2 separate regions of the Mus musculus genome follow, and region 1 is linked to region 2. A link is a contact called in ENCODE Hi-C or POLR2A ChIA-PET data. All regions are on one chromosome and are shown on one strand. Each heading gives the region's core, a stretch centred on a gene start or an enhancer-like site at or near the end of the contact. The rest is flanking DNA. Distances are from core to core; before and after follow the strand shown. Region 1 holds the start of Msmo1 (methylsterol monoxygenase 1). Region 2 holds the start of Cpe (carboxypeptidase E).

What was found. A loop is a pair of places that touch in the nucleus more often than their neighbours do. ChIA-PET counts read pairs that join two places held with the same protein, here RNA polymerase II (POLR2A).
Region 1: a map of heart shows a loop between it and region 2 (3-fold over the local background). The contact joins the promoter of Msmo1 here to the promoter of Cpe in region 2. A Hi-C loop is called at or near these places in 2 of 37 maps with a recorded cell type or tissue (both heart). POLR2A ChIA-PET finds 5 or more read pairs at or near these places in 1 of 5 experiments (Patski).

The regions. Positions count from the first base shown.
Region 1 is chr8:64,730,581-64,735,923 of GRCm38, reverse strand. It overlaps Msmo1 (methylsterol monoxygenase 1), which reads left to right and starts at 2,346. Exons shown (of 6, transcript NM_025436.3): 1 at 2,346-2,416.
Region 2 is chr8:64,690,456-64,695,500 of GRCm38, reverse strand. Cpe (carboxypeptidase E) reads left to right here and starts at 2,392. Exons shown (of 9, transcript NM_013494.4): 1 at 2,392-2,858. The coding sequence starts at 2,552.

The DNA.
Region 1 (5,343 bases), core at 1,097-3,596, 40 kb before region 2:
GGCATGGAACACTTAGCCATGAGTACAAGGTACACTGGATTCCCCAGAAACACCCATCAATGGAACTTGTTCAGAAGATCAAGCCAGAATTGCAGGGAAGGGAAGACAGTTAGTTCCATGCAGAAAGGGGGGGGGGGGGGAGAATGACATCTTTCTATAGAAATTCTAGGATAGCTTGCACACAGTGTGCACTTCAATGAAAATGTATACTTTTCATGTAGATGGGAGCAGGGCTGGCCTCAATGATGCCCTTGTGCAATTTTTTATTAAATGATTGGCAGAGGTAGGTGGATCTCTGTTCAAGGCTGGCTAGAGTTACATAATGAGTCCCAGTCTCAAAAAAAAAAAAAATCATGTTAAATACCCCAGCTTGGCCTCATACTCAGAACAATCCTCCTGCTTCGGGGTGGGGGTTGGGGGTACGGTGGGGGAAGGTTATTCTTGTTTTGAGATAGGGCCTCCTCATGCAGCCTGATTGGCCTTGAACACGTTACGTAGACAAAGCTGACCTTGAATTCTGATCCTCCTGGTCCGATCTGCCAAGTGCCTGGGTTACACCACCACAGTGGATATGGTATTTTGTCGTTGTGGTTTTTCTGGGACACCTTCTTTAAGGAAAAGATTGGCTTCCTGTCACCACATTATCTCTAGATAGGCTTTCACAAGTGGTGTAAAAGGAGCCTAGAGCTGTAGTCTAAGCGCTCCTGTCTTTGGGCACTCACACTAGCGTTACACAGGCTTGGTTCTTAGCTCATCTGCTGGTTTAGGTCCAGGTCTTGACACCTAGGGAGCAGATAACTCCCTTGACTTAGAACCAATTTCTACCTGTGGAACTCAGCCCCCTAGAATGTTAAGCATAAACTCTACCCCTGAGCTGCCTTGCCAGGGCCTCAGCATACATGTGCCCCTCCCCCTAGCCTCTCTGAGCTTTGTTCTCAATCTGCAACACGGGAAATGCTGGCATCCCTCAGCTATTGCAGGATCTATATTGCACTAGTACCCTATGGTCCATGTGCAGAGATTTATTAAAAGATAGTTGCCAGGCTCAGTCAGCACAAGCCTGAGCGTATGAGGTTAACCCTCAGCAGCACAAAGCAGAAGGAAGCACAAACTCCCCTTGTGAACACACACTCACAGACAGACACTAAATGAGATAAAAAGAATAGAACTTTGAAAAAAGCTTCACTTATTAAAGTACGTGGGGGGCAAGATGGATGATCCAAGGCCTGAGGACTAGAGGTCAAGGCCGTCCTTAGGTTACGTATCCAGCTCAAAGGCCAGACTATAACTCGAGACCTGTCTTAAGGAAGATCGAAATCTAATACACAAAATTGTCCATTACATATAAATTGTCAGGTTACCTTAATATCATTTTCATATTTATGTCTCAAAAATATTATTAACATGAAAATTTAATTCCTAGTTTTATTAATCTGATTACAATAAATATTAGAAAGTGATTTTTTTAAAAACTCCAGGGTAGCCTAAAAAAAATCCAACTTACATCACTGATTTTGTTTTTATTATTTTATATTATTTGAAAATGTCATCCATCTATACAGTTTATCTTGACCATATTTTCCCCTCATTCCCCAACTATAACTCCCTCAAGCCCCATCATACCTATCTGTCTATCTCTCTGTCTCTCTAGCTTTCTGTGTCTCTGGCTCTGTGAGTGTAAGAAAAAGGATACATTAATAAATTTGAAGAATAAATTTAGTATGTAAAAATTAATTATTTATAATGGAATTCAAACTATTATAACTAAACTATATGATATGTGGACCAGTTTAAAGTGAAAATAAATGTAGTATTCATACTAGTATAAATAATAAGAAATAAGTGTCATTTTCAAAAAAAAAAGAAAGATCGAAATCCAGAATAAACTACAGGAAAGCAAGACCAAAAACTCAAATCAGTCTTTAAAACATATATACCACTTTTTTCCCCGGGTTCTGGATGAAGCCAAGCCAATGTGAGTAGCAAGATGCTACAACCCAGCGCACCCACAGCACTGGGCGCCTAGGAACCCACCGCTTGGTTGCCAAGGCGACGCCGGGTCCGCGCGGCTGCCCCGCCCCGTCACGCCGTCACGCGCTCGCGCGGCGCCCCGCCTCCAGCTGCGCTGCCGCGCGGACGACTGGCTGGCCGCGCGGGTCTCACTATTCTCACTCCATCCGCGCAGCCAATGACTGGCGCCGCTAGGGCTTCGTTGACTTGAGTCACACGCTGCCGGGCCTTAGCACGGACCAATCACTGCACGGCGAAGGCAGGGCGGGAGTGGGGCGGACCAATTACGACAGGCGAGCCGGGGCCCGGCCTCCGGGCCCTGCCCCTGAGCCGGCAGAGGTAGTGAGGAGGCCGCTGCACCTGCCAGGACTTGCGCTTAGACCGCTGTCTGTCGCGGGGACGCCAGGTAAGGCGCTCTCTAGCCTGATCCGGGTGGAGGGCGACTGAGACGGGGACCAGCAGGGTGGTGTCCGGCTGAGGCCGGTAAGGATGCGGTGGGAAGAACCTGGGTGGGCTGTGCGAGACTCCAGGCAAGGAGCCTAGGTTCTCAAGTGATGCAACTGGAATGACAACACTTCCTGCCCTTTAAAGAGTTTGCAATCACCTGGAGTCTGGTTCATTGACTTGAGTCTTAAAAACTTTTTACAAAAACACCATCACCAAGTGGGGGAGTAGGGTGTGTTCTGTGTTTGTGGATCTAGGAAGCTGTCCCAGAGGTATTGTAGGATGTGGCTCCATGTGAGAGAGGGGTGCATGGACGAGAGGTCTGGGCTTCACATTAGGAGAATTACCCGCGCTTGAACCATGAAGGTTTAAACTTATGTTTAAATGGATCCTGACCCTGTGCCTAAGGCTTCTCTAAGCTGCAGTGCCGAAAGAGGGGCTGGGATCGTCAGCCAGGAGTTAAGTTATCCTACGAATACATTTTTTTTTTCATCCTTTTTATTTTTTGAAATCCGAGGATCTAGTCTACCTGATTCAGATCGAATTTCCAGGCAAGCAGGCTGCTCAAAACTGAAAAGGCAGGATATTCATTTCAGCAAAGCCTGCTTTCCCCTCTCCTGTCTGATCACTTTATCTGACACTTTGTTTAAAACTACATGCCCTGTTTTCCTCTCCTCATTACGGAGCGTGAACTTGAGGTAACTGAACGCTGTCTCAGCATTGTGTGGAAGTTGGGAGACTTAGTCGAGGATGCCGAGTTAGAGACTAGAACAGCTCTTTTGGAGGTGATGAAGTTTCTCAAGTTAGGCATTAAAGCGTGTTTGCGATGGGCACCTGAGGCACTGTAGGATGCATTCAAGTTTGATCCAGGCCAGCAGCCTTTTGGGTAATCAGAATCTAAATCAGGATAAGAGTTACAGATGATGGGTATCAACCAGCATTCCATGAGACTAGGAAAAATGTCAAATGGAGAAATGTCAAATCTTGATGGTTGCTGAGTGTGTGGGCGAACACTGGTAATCTCAGCAGGGTATCAGGAGTTCAAGGTCGTCCTTAGTTTCATAGTTTTAAGCCCAACTTAAGACACAGATCTTGAGACACAGAGAGACAGGCAGAGAGAGAGAGAGAGAGAGAGAGAGAGAGAGAGAGAGAGAGAGAGAGAGAGAGAGAGAGAGAGGAGAGAGAGGAGAGAGAGAGAGAGACAGACAGACCTGGGGCACTTTGTGAAATTTTTTTTAAGAGTAAGTTGAGCATACGGATAGAAATAGAAAACGATGGGGAGTGAGAACATACCGCCAGTGTGAGCAGCCTTTTCAGGGGGCCTGGGTAAGCTGTACTCCTCCACTCCCCATCCGTGCAACTTTGTACTGTTATTCATTTATCCTAAGCCTCAGCTCATCATTTGAAAACCAAGGATCATAGAAGTTCCTCTATTTCACAGCGAGGCAAGGGTTTAGCTTAAAATGACAGCATATACTGGGTATGCAGAAGGTGCTCAATAATTGTTAGCTTATTTTAGATGCTGTGTGCCAGGTCTTATGTTCAGTGCTTAACATGATATTTATTGAGGTTTCCTGACAAATTATTATTATAGTATTATTATTAATATTATTGTCTTTTTTTTTTTTGAGACAGGGTTTCTCTGTATAGCCTTGGCTGTCCTGGAACTCACTCTGCCCCTGACTCCCAAGTGCTAGGTTTAAAGGCATTGCAGCACCACTGCCTGGTGGCAATTTTTTTTTTTTTAGTTTTATTTATAAGTTATATGATTACATTGTAGCTGTCTTCAGATACATCAGAAAAGGGCATCAGATCCCATTACAAATGGTTGTGAGCCACCATGTAGTTGCTAGGAATTGAACTCAGGACCTCTGGAAGAGCAGTCAGTGCTCTTAACTGCTGAGCCATCTCACCAGCCCCCTCTTGACAAATTATTATTGAGGAATTTTTTTTTTTTGATAAAACTATGGCTCAGAATTTTATCATTCCATAAGATCTGGGACGTGTAGCAAGGACGTCAGTGTTCATTTGGTCATTGTCAAATTTGGTATTGACCTCAGGAAAAATGGAGATTGGTACAATAGTCTTGTGTTTTGTAATTTTGTAGTAGAGGGTTGACAAAATCTTCGGGTGGGTGGGGATCTCAGTGGTAAGAAACCTGTGTGGGTGGAGGAGGGTGGGACTTTCAATCTGGACTTTCATTGTAAGAAGGGTAAGGTGGCTTAGAAGAGATGACAGGAGATAAGGAATTCTTGTCTGCCTCCTCCTCTCCCTTCCTTTCCCTCCCCTCCCTTCCTTTATTCTCCTCCCCCCCTCTTTTTCTAGACACTATCTCACTCAAGCCAAGTTGAAACTCACCAAGATTTGAATGTGATTTTATTTTATAAAAAATTTTAATTAAAAATTGCCTATTTTATGTATACCAAGTGTTTTGCCTACATCTCTGTTCGTGGAAGCTTGGTACCCTTGGTGTGAGAAGAAGGCATCAGATCCCTTGGAACTGGAGTTCTGTATGGTGTGTGCAACCATGTGGGTGCTGGGAACTGAATCTAGGCCCTCTGCAGCAAGAGCAACAAGTGCTCCTCACTGCTGACCCAGTCTCCAGTCCCATGCAGGTATTTTTAGAATGAAGAAAGTGGGCTTCCTGCGAACATGAAGGACACGAAATGAAAAAGGATAAAGGAGAGCCATGTCCTTGGTAAGATACACACTTAGGAAGTAGAGAGGCAGAGGCAGGTGGATCTCTGGGAGTTCAAGGTTAGCCTGTTCCACTGACTTGAGTTCCAGGACAGCCGAGGCTACACAGAGAAGCCCTGTCTAGAAAAGCAAAACAACACAGCACAGCACAAAGCAAAGCCAAAAGAACAGAGAAGACTTATTGAGAAGAAT
Region 2 (5,045 bases), core at 1,143-3,642:
CATAATCAGCCTCCAAACGCTGACACCATTGCATACACCAGTAAGATTTTGCTGAAAGGACCCTGATATAGCTGTCTCTTGTGAGGCTATGCCAGTGCCTGGCAAACAGAAGTGGATGCTCACAGTCAGCTATTGGATGGAACACAGGGCCCCCAAAGGAGGAGCTAGAGAAAGTACTCAAGAAGCTAAAGGGGCCTGCAACACTATAGGTGGAAAAACAATATAAACTAACCAGTGCCCTCAGAGCTTGTGTCTCTAGCTGCATATGTAGCAGAAGATGGCCTAGTCGGCCATCATTGGGAAGAGAGGCCCCTTGGTATTGCAAACTTTATATGCCCCAGTACAGAGGAACACCAGGGCCAAGAAGTGGAAGTGGGTGGGTAGGGAAGTGGGGGGAAGGGTATGGGGGACTTTTGGGATAGCATTTGAAGTGTAAATGAAGAAAATACCTAATAAAAATATATTTAAAAAAAGAGACCAGGAGTTCAAGGCTAGTCTCAGATACATAGTGAGTTTGACGTCAGCCGAGGCTACATGAGACCCTGTCTTAAGAAAAGCATCTGTGCTGCTGTGGGAGATGTAGACACACTGATTCCAGGCTAACCTCTCTGCCAGCACCTTGGCAGCCTGTCTATTTATACACCTTGATTTACTTGCTTGAGGGAGAGTCACACTATTTAGCTCAGGCTTGCCTCAAGTTCAAGATCTTCCTGCTTCAGGTGCTTGAATGCTGGGACTACAGGTGTGTACTACCATGACTTGATTTGTGCTCCTTTAAAATTGTATTTAGATGTGTGTATGTCCCCCCCAATTATTACTGTATATGTAGGGTGTCCAAGGAGGCCAGATATCAGATCCCTTGGAGCTGGAGATGCAGACAGCTGTGATCCTCTGGTTCTGAGTGTTGGAATTGAACTCAGGTACTCTGCAAGAGTATTATGTGTTCTTTACTGTGAAGCCATTTCTCCAGCCCCCGAGACAGTAATACTTATTTTATTTGTGAAATTCTCAAGATGAGCTGGATGCCTACAGTTGCTCCCCTTTTTGGTCTACGTTTGTTCCTGAATGTGTGACAGACAATTTTTGCCTGCCTTCTTCACTCAGTGCTGGTAACATTCTGTGCCTTAGTTATAGCACTCTGGTTGGTTAGGATTTCTCAGGGGTGGGAATGGGGTGGGTGAGGTGTGGGCGGCCATGTCTGTCACAGGTCAGCTTTCGGAGACAGGGGGACTTCTGAGAGCCACAGAGGCCATATGACGACCTGTTGTCTTGCTAATATCACTTTCTAAGCAGCTGGACTCCCTTTGTCCTCTAGCTGCTCCTGAGACCAAGGAGTCAGTAGGAGAAGGCACTTCCACTGTTTCAAACTTCAGTTAAAACAACAACAACAACAACAAACCAACAACAAACCTAATGAAACTATTATAGACCTGGATTCCTTTCCTTTCCAGGTGACAGATTTATTCAGGACAGGGTATTATTAGACAGCAGAGAAAGAGGCATCCGAGGGAAAATGTCCCTCATGAAACATTCCCCAGCTGGTCTTCATTCAGTCTTTCTTTTTGGTGGTCATACTCAATGATCACGTGTTCAGATCCGTGCTGATGTTACACCCAAATGGCAACCTTTGTAGAGTAACATCTGCTGCAGATGTTGCTCCAAAAACACAAGCCCTGCCCAAGGGTGCTCATTTAAGCCCATGATTTTATCCGTTTGCAGTCACTTTGTGAAAGGGATGACAATATATATCATTTGTCTGTATCGGATTTTTCTCTATTTCAGGATTGAATCAGAATGCCAAACGAAATCCTTTGTCTAATTCATGAGCAGAGTCTTTTTTTTTTTTTCCAGGATATCACAGAAGATGAGTGGTATAGGTCCTGCTTGTAAAGGACACCGTCTTATCCCATTTCTTTTTTTTTTTTCCCCCTAGAAAGGTTTTGGAGTGTGTCTGAATACAATTAAATGCAGGATCTGTAAATTGGTAGAAAGCACCTTTAAATCAAAACACAGTGTTCTGGCTTCTAGCCAGACCTTGCTGTAGATGAAATCGCATCCCTTAAGTTTCCACTATTGCAGTGATGTCCAGGCAAGCAGCGGGTTGTTTCTTACCCCCACCCCGCATTCTGATGCATCTAGGTGGAAATCAAAAGGCCCTGTTAACAACCCAAGAATGTGTTTTCTACAAGGATGATCTTGGGTCGTGGTTCCCTCTCATTAACAATAGCCTTCCTAAGTCAAGGTCTTAGCTGTCATTCCACCTGCGTGGTCCCTGGCGCCATTTGGCTTTTGACGTGGGTCTGAACCAAGAAATAAACCCAACATCCCTGGCGGCTGCTTCGCCTGTGCCTAGCCTCCTGGCTCCCGCTCCCCGGGGCGGGTAGTGCAGCGCGCAGAGCCGTCGCGTCGCCGCTGTCCTCTGGGTGGCCCCAGAGCGCACCGTTCATTGAGCGGTGGAAGGTGAGGCGAGAGGAGGCTGGTGCTGAGCTCGCCAACTCCACCCGGGCCCGGGCAGACAAAAGAGGCCGGCAGTGCAGCTCGCGGGGACGCGATGGCCGGGCGCGGAGGACGGGTGCTGCTGGCGCTGTGTGCCGCGCTGGTGGCCGGCGGGTGGCTGCTGACGGCTGAAGCCCAGGAGCCCGGGGCGCCAGCGGCTGGCATGAGGCGCCGCCGGCGGCTCCAGCAAGAGGACGGCATCTCCTTCGAGTACCACCGCTATCCAGAGCTGCGCGAGGCGCTGGTGTCCGTATGGCTGCAGTGCACCGCCATCAGCAGAATCTACACAGTGGGGCGCAGCTTCGAGGGCCGGGAGCTCCTGGTCATCGAGCTGTCTGACAACCCCGGGGTCCATGAGCCGGGTAAGTGCTCTGCCCGCTGCAGGGGCTCCGGGGACGGGAAGAAGGAGAGGTGGGCCCCAAGTTGCTTCCCGGTGGAGGATGCCTGGATGGAAGGTGGAAAGTGGGAAGGAAACGAGCACCAGCCTCTCCCTATCGTTCGCATCTCCGACCCGTTTTTTTTTGTTTTTTTGTTTTTTTTTTTTTTTTTTTTGTGAACATAGGCTAGAGGGGGGCTGGAGGCACGGGGACAGGAATAACAGGCAAGCAAATCCCAGAGCTGAGTCCCCGGTGCTCACCGTCACAGATGGGTCAAACTCTAAACAGAATAAAATTGTGAGTTCTCAGGAAGGCAAACACCTTCCCCTCAGACACGAGTGAAAAATAAGGTGCAGAAGGAGAGGAGCCAGGAAGGAGGTCTCAGAGGAGCCAGGAAAGAGGCTTTTATCATTTGAGAATTTCCAAAGGACCAGCTTATTGGGTGCTGCAGCTCTTCCTACCTTCCTCTGTGTTTGTGTGAGCGTTAGGTGCACTCTCTGGGGATGCTGGCGAATTTTAAAAAGGATATTGATGATCTAGATGTCGTGTGGTGTGCATATATGTAGATCTTCCTACCAGGATAGAAAAAGATGGTTTCTAACAGGCATACAGATTCTGAAACCATGCATGGCCTTACTAAGGGAAAACAACAGTACCCCCCCACCCCCACCCCTCCCCGCGTGCTTTAACCACTCTGAGATGACTAGTTCACGATTGATCACGTTTTATCTCCTGCAGTCATCTTGTTAGGCATTTTCCGTCAGAGTATGTTCAAGCACGTTTTGATTTGTATTAAAGGCTTAGTATTAAAAAGATATTTTAAGCAATGTTTTGGGATCTTTTTTGGGTTATGTTTATGCTCTTCAGAAAGAATTTGGTCCTGGCCTTTCTGTTGGTAATGAAGGCCTGGTTAAAGCGCCGGAATCAGTATGGAATGCTTTTGATTTCTCGAGGAAAACACAAAAGCCAGGCTAAAAATTCTCAGTGCAGGACAGGAGAAGTCTCCCTTCCTTCATCTCTCCCCGCCCCCTCCCCTTTTTTTCCTCCCTGGGTTTCTAGTTCATTAGATTGGCCTTGAATTTGTAGTCCAGGCTGGCCTCGAACTCCTGATCACTCAGCTTCTGAATCATCAAGTTGGGACTATGGATGTTTCCCACCATTCCCGACTTTTTCCTCTCTCCATTATTATTATTATTATTATTATTATTATTATTATTATTATTATTATTGTTATTGTTGTTGTTGTGATAGGATGCAATCCAGGAAGGCTGAGTAAGCCTCTGTCACTGAGCCCCGCATTCATTTGCCTGCATAGTTTTCCCAGTGGTACATAAGACGGAGAATGGATTAAATAAATGCTAATAGAGAAACTTTGATCTTAGAACATGGAGTGTATGGGTTAAGTCCTCGGAAAACATTTCTTGCCCATGACTAAGGTAAATGACAGGGTGGGAATGAATTTGCTAACGGCTTGGTATTAGGGTGAAAACCTTAAGACATTCATAAAGAGTTCCAGCAGGGCTCATCCTGGAAAGCGGAAACGATGGTTAGTGTTTGTACAGTCATTGGAAAATAAGGAGACAATGCTTACATGGACACTCACTTCCAGCCAAGCCACACAACAAGCTGGCCACTCCTGACAGTCCAGCTTGTATGATTCTGATGCTCAATCTCAGCCCTTTGTTCTGCTTGCTAGTAGAGTCTTCCTGTGGGCTTGTTGAATTATTTAAAGAAATTATGTGAAAGCCATGGTTTAACGTTATGTTGTCTTGTTTCAAACGTAAAGATAAATTGATATTATTGCAAGAATATGACGTGTTCTGAAAATGAAAACAAATTTTGGTTGAATATCTGGAGCACGGATCTGCAAATCTGGTTGAAAAAAATGATCACTTTTTAGAAAGTCCTTCAAAGTCCTTTTCGGGTGAGCAGATAAGAAGGCATATCTGTGTCTCTTCCGTGGTAGAAATGGGTACATTCAATGTTATTCCTTTGGCCATTTTGAAATCCTACACCTTCAAGATGAGCCAGCTTCTATGACTTATACACAGGTTGCTCCGGTGAATGGGAAATCTGGCACAAAGGTTATGGGACAGGAAGTGTCTGTGCCAACTCATGGAAAAGAATCCTAGGGACTCATAGATCAGGGACATTGACGAGTGCCGCCCCACA